4 separate regions of the Homo sapiens genome follow, and regions 1, 2 and 3 are each linked to region 4. The links are chromatin contacts, found by Hi-C or POLR2A ChIA-PET in ENCODE. All regions are on one chromosome and are shown on one strand. The core of a region is the stretch at or near the end of the contact, and the rest is flanking DNA. Distances in the headings are between cores, read along the strand shown. Region 1 holds the start of MYOM1 (myomesin 1). Region 2 overlaps MYOM1 (myomesin 1). Region 3 overlaps MYOM1 (myomesin 1). Region 4 holds the start of DLGAP1-AS1 (DLGAP1 antisense RNA 1).

Region 1 (2,763 bases), core at 131-2,630, 370 kb after region 4:
TATTGAGTCTGTTCAATATCTTGATAGAGACTGGGTGCAGTGGCTCACGCCTGTAATTCCAGCACTTTGTGAGACTGAGGCAGGTGGATTACTCGAGTCCAGGAGTTTGAGACCAGCCTGGGCAACATGGTGAAACTCCATTTCTACCAAGAGTTAAAAAAAAAAATTAGCCGAGTGTGATGGCATGCGCCTGTAGCTACTCGGGAGGCTGAGGTGGGAGGATTGCTTGAGCCTGGGAGGCAGAGGTTGCAGTGAGCCAAGACTGCACCACTGCACTCCAGCCTGGGCAACAGAGTGAGACCCTGTCTCAGAAAGAAAAACAATTTTGATAGACACAGGTGACCTTTATTCAGTTGATGTAATATCACTGTCAGAACATAAGGCCAGTAGATCAAAATACCAACCTGCTGCATACATGTAATCTAACAATGAGCTTTTATATTATTGGTATCAGTAATAACAGCTGATATTTACTGAGTCTATATTATGTGACTGTCACTAGGTCAAGTGCTCTGTCTGCAGTATCACATTTAATCACCACAGCAATCCTATAATTTGGATATGATTATCCCCATTTTATAGACAAAAAACCTGAAGCTTAGGAAGGAGAAATAAATTGCTGGAGATTACATGGCTACTAAGTGCTATCAATATAGTGGGATCTAGATCTGGTCTGAATCCACAACACAGGCTCTCACAACCGGGTTACACCTCCTCTTAATTGGTCACACCATTTAAAGAACAAAGAAAGAGAATCTCTTATTAGATGGACTGACCCTACTCTGAGTTAGGAAAGATAAAACACTGAGTTGCGTCTCAAAAGGCTTTAGTTAATGAACAGGAAATCACATATTCAGGCTTGAAGCTAAGACTTAACCTTGTAAATTTTCCTGAAGTGAGAGAAATAGTGACCGTGATGTCAGGCAAAAATCGCCACCACGTGTAACCCATTTCTTCCTTGTTTTGCCTTTAGTTAGCTTCAAGTTCTTTTTTCACATTGTATCTTTTAAATGTACCGTACGTGTGTTGTTAACAGCACACTCAGAATCATATCTTGGCATTAAAATTCCACGAAGTCCATTTTGAGAATCATATTACTACACCTATTTTTAGCTGTTAACACAAACCACTCTTTCCATTACACTTTTAAATTATCTACTGATAAAGTGACATTGAAAATAACTCTTGTTGCCAAATAAAAACCCTATATTTGGTTTAATCGGGCCAGACCCATTGACCGGCATTATGCAATTATATTACTAAGGCTGCTACCTGCCCATGCCCCTCTCCTCCTCCTGGTTTGGAACTACCCTCCCCATCTGCTGCTATATTTATCTGCCTTCTTGGCCATAAAAGGCTGGTTGTGTGGCCTGACATTCGACTGCCTGACCACATGCATTATTTTTGAACTGGCCCCCAGGGTCCTGTCTTTAGCCCTGCCTCTTAACATTGTCTTGGATTCAACCTAGGTGGAGTCTTCATTCTCTCATCCAGCTCCTCGGCCTCATCGGAACATTTCCACCACCATTACTCCTTTGGAAACTGGTAAGTGTGACACTGAGGCAGAAGAATGCACTTGATAGCTTATGAGCTTAGCAGCAGTGCAGTGTAAGTGCTTTCTTTCTGTCTTCTGAACTCAGCAGTTTTCTCAAAGAGATGTCAGAATAACAGAGAAATAGGAAAGTGAAGCTCCAGGGAGGGAAACCAGAACAGCCGGGTGCCAGTCGGGCTGGCACAGCTCTTCTCTCACATCACTGTATTCTTCTGAAATTAAGCTGCTGTTCCTGGAACTGTAAGGAGGTCATATCTGCCTCGGATTGAACTGTAAGCGTGTGTTTAATGCTATTTCCAAGTACGGTTTGGTTGAAATCTGAAATGGATGAGAGACAGGAGGCCCTGCATTTTCAATCCTGCATGTGCCATACAATGCTCCCTGGTTACAAATTAGACCGAAAGAAGGAAAATTAACTCTGAAGTCACTAGTTTATAATTCAGGGATCTTGCTGTGACGATGCAATGTGGATAAATGTGAGCGCGCACAATGATATGGCCTCAAATGGTTAAGTAATATTTCAGAGGCAACATAGAGCCCCACATAGTGATTTTTCTGGGAATCGTTTTCATCAGCTTCTGCCCTCTAATGCCTGCACAAAAGTATCATAAATTACAGCTATGGAATTTGTATTTCTTCCTAAATTCTCAAATTATTTTCAGAAAGAAAATTTAGGTCTTAAAGAAACAAAAGACACTAAAACCATCTTTCCTCCCAACGTACTCCAGCCGTCATGTGTTGGAGCTAATCCTGGCTTTAGTTAACTTCAAGGGCTTACTTGATGAAGAGGAGGTGGTTGTACCTTTGTTCCAGAGGTCAGGGCTGTGACAATCAGCAATGTGGGCTTCAAGTCAAACCCTGTTTACTTGTAACTTACTATCTATGTGAGAGGAATAGTAAGTATTATTAAAAATAAATGTATTTGGGAGAAATAGAAATAAAGAGAGTAAAAAATAGTATTGGGGCAAGATATTTAAAGATTTTATTTTGTGAAAATAACAGCATTTCAAGTCATCTGGGGAATGAATTTAGTTTATAACATAACAAGTTTCTTTATTATTTATTTGAAAAATCATTCAAATAACATGTGCCATGTTACAATGTAGTATCATAACAGAAACTTCTCTAATATCTTTATAACTGCCTAACGTAATTCTGTATTAACATTTTCTAACCCCTTTGTTTTATCAAAATTCATCTAGTAGTTATTA
Region 2 (3,129 bases), core at 378-2,877, 440 kb after region 4:
CCCACCTCAGTTCCAAGCAATGCTATACAAATGTTGAACAATGGCTCCCTGAATGCCCGCTGTCTGCCAGGCTCCATTACAGCGTATTCCTGCCATCGTGCATCTATGCCATGGATGCCCAGCTCACTGAGCTCTGCTCTATCAATGCAGGGGCTCCTGGTTGTTGTGGTATAGGCCGTTAGCAAAAGGACATGGCTAGAGGTTGCCAGCTGTCCCTCTTGTAGCTGATGGCTTTCTAGCAGTGCCTCTTTTGCAGCCCAAGCATGTCAGCCTCAGCATCCCCACCTCCTCTGCAGCTCTGCTCTGCCTTTGCCATCAGCAGCCCCACTCTCCGCCATCCAGTGCTCTGAAAGCCTGGAAGGAAAGAAGTGTCTCGCCGGGCGCGGTGGCTCACGCCTGTAATCCCAGCACTTTGGGAGGCCGAGGCGGGCGGATCACAAGGTCAGGAGTTCGAGACCATCCTGGCTAATACGGTGAATCCCCATCTCTACTAAAAATACAAAAAAAATTAGCCGGGCATAGGTGGTGCACGCCTGTAGTCCCAGCTACTCAGGAGGCTTGAGGCAGGAGAATGGCGTGAACCCGGGAGGTGGAGCTTGCAGTGAGCTGAGATCCCACCTCTGCCCTCCAGCCTGGGTGACAGAGCAAGACTCTGTCTCAAAAAAAAAAAAAAAGAAAGAAGTGTCTCCTCATCAAAATGCTCATTTCCCACTGAGTGGCACGCAGAGATTCTGCATTAAGTTTTAGGCACAATGAGTTAGTTACATTCTCCTATAGCACTTCTGCAGGAGATATTTGCCTAGATGCTTTCCTGCTGGTTCACAGAACAAGAAACAGAATGTTCAAAACCCAAGTGGCTTGAGCTCTTCACAGATAATGCAAATCTATTAAATGCAGAAGTAGACAGATATTTCTGCTATGTTATCAAATGTCCTTGTAACTCATAAGAGTTACAGAATGTAGATCATAGGGAAAGAAAGTGTTTGTTTGGTCGACATGGGTGCTTTCCCTTGAGTGAGTGGCTCCTGCATGTCTCAGCCTCTTCTACTAACTCCGTTTATGAAAGCGTTGGTCAAATGCCAGGAGGAATTGGCAAATGTGGGCCTCCACCCCCAGGGACCCTGCCTCTTGTCTTAATTATTCTCACTTAAAAGGTTACTAACTGAATATTTTCATTCCCCCTTCTCTCCCTCCTATAAACAGCCCTGATTCACTAATTCAGCTGTGCCTGAGGGGCCGTGTGGTCAGGGGATCCCATTTCATAAAAAGGGATTGTAGTGTTTCCTGTATTATCCCGGACTTTTACTAAACTCAGATAAACTGAGCTCAGATGTGAGTATTGCATTGGAGTTCTTTTCCTAAGTGTTCAGTTTGGTAACAATCATTTGATTAAAACGAATGTTTTCTCTTTCAAAATGGTAGTGTCTTGCCTAGGGACTGGCAAAGCTCTATGACTCGTATTTTCTTGTGGATGCCTCCAGAAGGGGTATTTGTCTCCCTTGGGAGCCTTTCTTAGTTTTTCTTAGCAACGTTGCACAATCAATGTCATGAGAACAGACTTTCTGGCACAACTGACTTGTCTGAATGCAATCTTCAGCATCTCTATATTAATTTTCTTTTGGAACATTTTGGGCCACAGGGACCATGAGGCAAAGGTCATGGGTTCTTTTCAGAGCACTTTCTATTTTCTGACACAATGTTCTTCCTGCTGAAGGTGAAAAACACACATTGTTATGTTGGTCAACAAATAGCAAGATTTGGCCGGGTGTGATGGCTCACGCCTGTAATCCCAGCACTTTGGGAGGCCGAGGCGGGCGGATCACAAGGTCAGGAGATCAAGACCATCCTGGCTAACACGGTGAAACCCCATCTCTACCAAAAATACAAAAAGAAATTAGCTGGGCGTGGTGGCGGGTGCCTGTAGTCCCAGCTACTCAGGAGGCTGAGGCAGGAGAATGGCGTGAACCCGGGAGGTGGAGCTTGCAGTGAGCTGAGATCCCACCTCTGCCCTCCAGCCTGGGTGACAGAGCGAGACTCCGTCTCAAAAAAAAAATAGCAAGATTTGATGCTTGCTGCGTTGGGGCCAAAGATTGAGCCACTGTGATGATGTGGTAAGAAGCGTGTGCGCTGAGACCTGCCTGCCGACTGACAGCATGTCTGAGAGGGTTAATGGGATCCTTCTCTGTCTCCACAGATGCTGATGCAGAGATTGAAGGAGCCCCAGCTGCTCCCTTGGATGTGAAGTGCTTGGAGGCCAACAAAGATTATATCATCATCTCCTGGAAACAGCCAGCTGTCGATGGAGGGAGTCCTATTCTCGGATATTTTATTGATAAGTTAGTGCTTAGGCTAACATCAATTACAGTTATTTGGTCATAGAGATGCGTGCTTGATTTCTCCCATCATTTCTAGTGGAAATATTTTCTTTTCTGGCTTTCCTCTCCTCCTCTTTCTATTTCTGTATCTCTCTTCATCTTTCTTTTTCTCTATTTGTCTCTGTCTCAGTCTCTCGCTCTCTCTTTCTCTCTGTATGTATATATCTACACAAACATATACATACATACATATATACACATACATATAATGGTACCTACATATATATATAAAATGGGTATATATACCCATTATAAATGTGTGTGTGTGTGTGTGTGTGTGTGTGTGTGTGTATTGAGTAGGTACTTAGAAACGCTGATTTCTAATTGAGTGCTTTTACAGCAGTTAGTACCTGCAGATGGAGTGGGTCACTCCCCAGCAGACAAATGTGACAGCTCATATCATAGTGTCACAAAATTCATCTTTGGAACTTAGGTAAATAGGTAGGTAGATATATATACATATATATATATTTCATTTCCAAGATGGCCTCTGTTAGGTCTCTATTAGGTCTACGAATTCATAGCATTCTTGCCAAATTAGTAACATGAGCTGGTAGTCAAATTCAAAAAATTCTTTTTTGGAATTTAGGTAAAAGTTCCAAAAATGAATTAAATATTTACCTAAATTCCAAAGATGAATTTTTTTAAATTTGGCTACCAGCTTATGTCACTAATTTGGCAAGAATGCTATGAATTTGTAGACCTCATAGAGGCCACCTTGGAAATGAAATCATTGGAATTCAGCATAATGTCC
Region 3 (2,940 bases), core at 276-2,775, 460 kb after region 4:
GTCTATGCCAGAGCCTGGCTTGTTTTTGCTAACAGAACATTAACATGCTTCTTATAAACCCCTCTAAAATTCATGCAAGGCACATGTAATTGCTTAATCATATGTTTCATCTTTGCTTGCAAAGTAACCAACAGAATAAAACCAGTAATAAAGTAATTATATGTGTGTATGTGATGTACCTCCCAATCTTGGATAAAGTAGAAAAGGGACCCAGGTGGTTAGAAACAATACAAATAATATTTGTGGGCTGAGCACGGGGGCTTACACCTGTAATCCCAGCACTTTGGGAGGGAGAGGCAGGCAGATTGCTTGAGTCCAGGAGTTTGAGACCAACTTGGGCAACATAGTGAAATCCCATTTCTAAAAATAACAATAAAAAAAATTAGCCAGGCATGGTGGTGCATGTCTGTAGTCCCAGCTATTCAGAAGGCTGAGGCACGTGGATCACTTGAGTCCAAGAGTTCAAGGCTGCAGTGAACTATGATCTCACCACTGCACTCCACCCTGGACAACAAAGCAAGATCCTGTGTCTGAAATAAATAAATAAATAAAATAAAATTTATTATATAGTAACGCATGTTTTTTAAAAAGCTGATTTAATATTGATTGTCTTCAGTTAGCATCTCATATAGCTTTTTCATATTCCTTATAACATAGGGATCGGGCACAGTGGCTCACGCCTGTAATCCCAGCACTTTGGGAGGCTAAGGCGGGTGGATCACTTGAGGTCAGGAGTTTGAGATCAACCTGGCCTACATGGCTAAACCCTGTCTCTACTGAAAATACAAAAATTAGCCGGGTATGGTGGTGCATGCCTATAATCCCAGCTACTTAGGAGGCTGAGGCACGAGAATTGTTTGAACCCAGAAGGTGGAGGTTGCAGTGAGCCGAGATTGCGCCAGTGCACTCCAGCCTGGGGGACAGAGTGAGACTCCAAAAAAAAAAAAAAGAAGAAAGAAAACGAAGGAAGGAAGATTCCTTATAATGTGAACCATTCTAAACATGTCTCTTTGAGGTTGAGAGGTACAGACCATTACTATTGTAGTACTGCACATAATTCGAGGTGTTATAAAATTAGGATCTTTAATATGATGTCTCTTGTGCACTTTATAGTCCTTTTTTCATTCTGTTGAATAATAGGGCTTACATCTCTCAATATTTGTGTCTAAGATTTGCTTTTCCTTATATATACTAAAAGCCCTTTGGGTTCTGCAAATCGAAATGGTTCCTATTCTATCTTTGGCTTCTTTGTTCTCATTTCTTCTTTTTCCAGAATACGGGGAAGGTGAAATGTTCCTTGGCGTATATTGTGTGAAATGTAGTCTTTCCATATTTCTTGCAAATGTGAGCGATTTTCTTTAAGCCAAGACTGTTTTTGTTCTGCTTGTGGTCCTAATGTTTTTCTCTTTGTTCTATCCTATAAGAGCAGCTGATACTCTGTCCGGGCTCAATGCGTTTCTGTTGTTGTCTGGCAACTGTAGGGGGAGGAGTGTCTCCAGATGTGTGTCCCGCACTGAGCGATGAGCCTGGTGGACTAACCGCCTCCAGGGGGCGCGTGCATGAAGCCTCCCCGCCAACCTTCCAGAAAGATGCTTTGCTTGGCAGCAAACCTAACAAACCTTCACTACCCAGTAGCTCTCAAAACCTGGGCCAAACAGAAGTGAGTAAAGTAAGTGAAACAGTTCAGGAAGAGCTTACCCCGCCACCACAGAAAGCGGCTCCTCAGGGGAAAAGTAAGTCTGACCCCCTGAAAAAGAAGACAGACAGAGGTGAGAGTTGAGAAAGGGAAGCTGTTCCATCCGTCTCCATCACTGTCCTCACCTCTCATCGTCTACATCACATCCTTCATCCATGTTTGCTTTCATCAATGTCCATTCTTATTGTATGTGTTTTCAGCTAGCCATCTGAAATGTGTACTTTCATCTGATGACTTGGAAAAGTAATTGTCTATGGGTTTGGCTTGTACACATCATTTTGGGTGCTTAATGATGCTAGAATGTTTCAAGTAATTTGGTTATAGAGCCTTTCTTGGTTTGTCAGGCAGATACACCTCTGGCCTGATTTTGCTAAGAGAATTCGATGTGAGAGCAGGACTTGGTACTGCTAGCCTGTGTGAGGTCCTTTGAAATAGTCATGTTTGGAACATGTAGAGGAGAAAGATCTCACAAAGAAGGTGACATCGTACCAGGGTCATAGTTGTTACCTTCTTGCTCATCCTCAGATTATTAAGCGATTATTCACATTTAATTTAAATAGTTTGCAAGAAAAATCAACACTGGAAAATTAAATACTTTAAGTGAAAAAAGTATATAAAAAGATTAAAAATTTCTAAAATAATAATAATCTAAATAGCTACTTACCTACTACTTTTTGAAATGAAAAAAGAAAAGAAAAAAACAGCTATAAATATATCTTTGAGTTACCATGAAAAGTTTAAAAGTTAAAATTATAATCACATATAGCTATATTGTATGATATATGATCCTCATTCCCAGAAGTGATTTATTTAAGATGATTTATCAGTAGGCTAAGAATGATCTGATTAGGATATTTGGTACCTGTGGCTAATATATCCTAGGAGACATTGTTTTTCCTATCAAACAACAATGAACTGAAGCACATGTGCTGATAAATTTTTAAATGCCTCTCATCCAGTTCTTTTTTCTAACCCCACCCCAACTTCTATAACCTCCTCTGTTTTATGACACCTTTCTTTGTCCCTCAACTCGAGAGGAGATATTCATTTGAGAGCACATATTCAACAATGCTCTGAAATAGAGGGAGAGAGAGAAAGCTTTTTTAAAATGTGAGGAATAAAGGAGGTTGGTAAGTGGAGAAGAGATAAATGTATTTTATTTTAAAAGCCTTCATTCTTCTGATACTCTTTTTGGGTAAGAATGAGATAGTTTCTTTATCTCCTATAATCCAAATAAACATTCA
Region 4 (2,953 bases), core at 1-2,500:
AGAAGTTTTAGACCTCAGCCTCTGGCCCTGGGCCTTCTGAAATGACCTTCCTCCAAACACCATTTAATTTCCGCTAACTTAGTTAATGAATGGAACTTTCTGAAGACAGCAGTTACTTTGATCTGAACCCCTTTCCTAGTTTCCAGTTAACATAGCCAGAGGGAGACAGAAGGGGTGCCCGCCTCTCAATGGGTGCCCTCTCCTCCTGCGTGGCTGGAGCAGCTCCCAGCTGTAGCTATTCCTCTAACGCAGAGAGAGCTGCAGAAAGCAGTTCCCAAAAGGAAGAAGGCAAGTTACAAATACCGCCGTTGGCATTTTCGTGGGTGTTTCCCGCCACATAGAGATAAAAGCTTTGAGGTGGGGCTTTGAGGCACACTCTCTGGGTAGCTGGGCCTGCAGTCTGGAAATCCTAAGTAATCCTTGCAAATAGGCTAACTGGAAGCCAGCAATACAAATGAGCAGTGCTTCTGGCCTGAGAGAAAGGTGTCTGCATTCAAAGTACAACTTCAGATAAAAATGGAAAATGCCAGTCCCACCCTGCAGGAATCCTGTTTCTGGGCTGTTTATCCTCACTGCCATCCACCCTACCCTTGGCTGTGACTAGGATGTGAAGAAAGAGATTGGGTGGAAAAGGCTACCGCAGCTCTTGCTCCGTTTAACTCACCACCTTAAAAAACATGGCCTTGGCTGCTGCTTTAAAACAACAACAACGAAAATCCCCAGCCCCAACCCAGAGGTTTAACCCTGCAGCTAAGGTGAAGTTTTTGTTAAGGTGATAAGGTAAAAAAGGACGCCATTCTGAGCCTTGACTTCCACTCTTCATACTTTTCGGAAGACAAGTCCAGCAAAGACCTCCACCCCTTCCAAAGAGCGACTTACCTCGTAGCTGATCCACAGATTGCAACGTACAGATGTGATGTTCCAGGCTTGGCCACAAGGGGACACTAGAGAGTAGGACTGCCCGCGTCAATGTTTTGTTTTTTACAGACTTTTGGTTGGGAGGGAGGGAGGGAGGGAGGGGGGTGTGGGAGTGGTGGGGGAGATGCTGGCTTTAAAAAAAAGTCCATTTGTTCCCTGAGATTGTGCCACTTGCCCTTTTATAAGTCAAAGGTTGCCACGTTACCTGTTGCCAGGTTCCTGAGAGTGCTTGGGGAAAATGTGGGCGAGAGAGGCACAGCACAGTCCTCCGGCTTGGTAGGTTTCAAGCTCTTTTGACTGGGCTGGCGCTGACATTTGCAGGGGCAGCTGCTGTGGATTGCCTGCGCATTGTTTGGCTGTAGTTCTAACAGAGGAGTGGCTGCGTCTGACATCATTTCCAGGCATCAAGTGCCTGGGGCTTTTTTTTTTTTTTTTCTTTAATGACGAACTCTCTGACCCCTCCCTGCCTGGATTTTTGTACAGTACATGCACTGTGCAAAACAGCCTCCACTCAGGAAGCCCAAGTTTTGTAGCAGCTTGTTGAAACAACTTGGGTGCCTTTTAAAAAAAATAAAGTTGTGACTCTGAAACAAACCTTTCCATTCTTCCTCCTTGCTGAGAACAATGTTGCGTTTGATTAGCAGCGCAGCCAGTGCTTTCTGAAAGATCTGCTCTCCCCAGAAGAGGCGGCTGCTATCAGTTGAATAGATCTCTAGGCCAGACATGCCGAGGCTTGGGGCATTTGTCTGGCGTTAGGAAGTGTCTGGAATACTAGCAACTACCAACTGGCGTGTCTTATGACTACAGGAATTATTACACTACCCTCCATTTCATTCACATCCCCTCTCCTCCCCTTACACACACACACAAGCATATTTTTTTCTACTTTAGAAAAAGTTGAGCGAGTCATCTTGTGGTTTCCGTGGAGGATGTAACTGGGAGAGAAGACTGTGGGATACCTTGTATCTCCCAGAGGGGGGCCGGGAATCATGGTGTATGACCCACCCCAACAGCCTCTGATCTCTGCCTTCTCACCACTGACCGCCACGCTTTGGGTGGCCTTAAATGTGAAGCTGTAAATATTTTGAAATAAGGTAGTGATTTTTCCATGTGCATTTTGTTTTGTGGCATTTCTCTCCTTCTGCAATATTTTAAAAGTTGCAACTGTGCACCCCTTGTTGACCACTCCAAATTCATTCATTCACTGAAACTTAAGAGTTCCTGCAGAGTGAGGATGGCTGTGCACGAAGGAGTCCCTCGTGGAAACCACGGTGCTTTAGTGGACAAGGTGTTTACTAGAGAGTGTTTACTGGCGGGGGGCGGGGGAGATAAACAAAGGTGGTTTGAGTTAATGGTCAGATGGGAGTTGGAGCCCTGAGTACTCTAACTCTGTCACTGAATCTCTAGATGAGTTAGGGATGTCCGTTGCCTGCTCTGAGCCTTAATATTTTCATCAGTTAAATGGGGATAGTGGGATCTTTCACATATGTGAGATCATGTCTATTTTCTTCTTTTTCTTTTCTTTTCTTTCTTTTTTTTCTTTTTCTTTTTCTTTTTCTTTTTCTTTCTTTCTTTTTCTTTTTTTTTTTTTTTTTTTTTTTTGAGGCAGGGTCTTGCTCTGTCACCTAGGCTGGAGTGCAGTGGCACAGTCATGGCTCATTGCGGCCTCCACCTCCCAAGCTCAAGTGATCCTCCCACCTCAGCCTACCGAGTAGCTGAGACTTCAGGCGTGCACCACCATGACCAGCTAGTTGTTGTTGTTTGGGTTTTTTTGAGACGAGGTCTCACTCTGTTGCCCAGGCTGGTCTCCAACACCTGGGCTAAAGCGATCCTTATGCTTCAGCCTCCCAAAGTGCTGGGATTACAGGTGTGAGCCACCACACCCAGCCCCCATGTCTATTAAGTTCTTAGCACAGTGTCCAGTACACAGAGTAAGGATTTGCTCTCTGGTGATTAGGAAGATCTAATGGCATGTCACGGGTCTGGACTGAATCTCATCTCATCATCTTTGTTGTTGCCAGGGTTTGCGCATTTT

What was found. Hi-C counts contacts between places; a loop is a spot of excess contacts on that map. ChIA-PET counts read pairs that join two places held with the same protein, here RNA polymerase II (POLR2A). Pooled maps may share reads with other maps.
Region 1: a pooled map shows a loop between it and region 4 (2.5-fold over the local background). The contact joins the promoter of MYOM1 here to the promoter of DLGAP1-AS1 in region 4. A Hi-C loop is called at or near these places in 2 of 50 pooled maps. POLR2A ChIA-PET finds 5 or more read pairs at or near these places in 2 of 52 experiments (HepG2 and T-cell).
Region 2: a loop to region 4 is called in a map of prostate gland, with 6 times the contacts of the local background. The contact joins the enhancer-like site here to the promoter of DLGAP1-AS1 in region 4. A Hi-C loop is called at or near these places in 2 of 168 maps with a recorded cell type or tissue (heart left ventricle and prostate gland), 1 of 37 single-sample maps with no recorded cell type and 6 of 50 pooled maps.
Region 3: a loop to region 4 is called in a pooled map, with 2.5 times the contacts of the local background. The contact joins the enhancer-like site here to the promoter of DLGAP1-AS1 in region 4. A Hi-C loop is called at or near these places in 1 of 50 pooled maps. POLR2A ChIA-PET finds 5 or more read pairs at or near these places in 3 of 52 experiments (HEK293, HepG2 and activated CD4-positive, alpha-beta memory T cell).

Annotation. Positions count from the first base shown.
Region 1 is chr18:3,218,585-3,221,347 of GRCh38, reverse strand. MYOM1 (myomesin 1) reads left to right here and starts at 1,380. Exons shown (of 38, transcript NM_003803.4): 1 at 1,380-1,545.
Region 2 is chr18:3,154,154-3,157,282 of GRCh38, reverse strand. MYOM1 (myomesin 1) reads left to right here. Exons shown (of 38, transcript NM_003803.4): 11 at 2,195-2,336. Among named protein-coding and RNA genes, the nearest start is that of MYOM1, 64 kb to the left of the region's middle. Within about 2 kb of position 1,627, at least 6 of the 41 ENCODE cell types and tissues checked have a DNase peak (open chromatin) inside an H3K27ac peak, as active enhancers do.
Region 3 is chr18:3,128,061-3,131,000 of GRCh38, reverse strand. MYOM1 (myomesin 1) reads left to right here. Exons shown (of 38, transcript NM_003803.4): 18 at 1,482-1,769. Among named protein-coding and RNA genes, the nearest start is that of MYOM1, 90 kb to the left of the region's middle. Within about 2 kb of position 1,525, at least 2 of the 41 ENCODE cell types and tissues checked have a DNase peak (open chromatin) inside an H3K27ac peak, as active enhancers do.
Region 4 is chr18:3,592,411-3,595,363 of GRCh38, reverse strand. DLGAP1-AS1 (DLGAP1 antisense RNA 1) reads right to left here and starts at 1,250. Exons shown (of 3, transcript NR_024101.1): 1 at 1,124-1,250; 2 at 880-944. All of the region lies in intron 7 of DLGAP1 (DLG associated protein 1), which reads left to right. RefSeq lists enhancers at 1-78, 1,491-1,610 and a silencer at 199-493.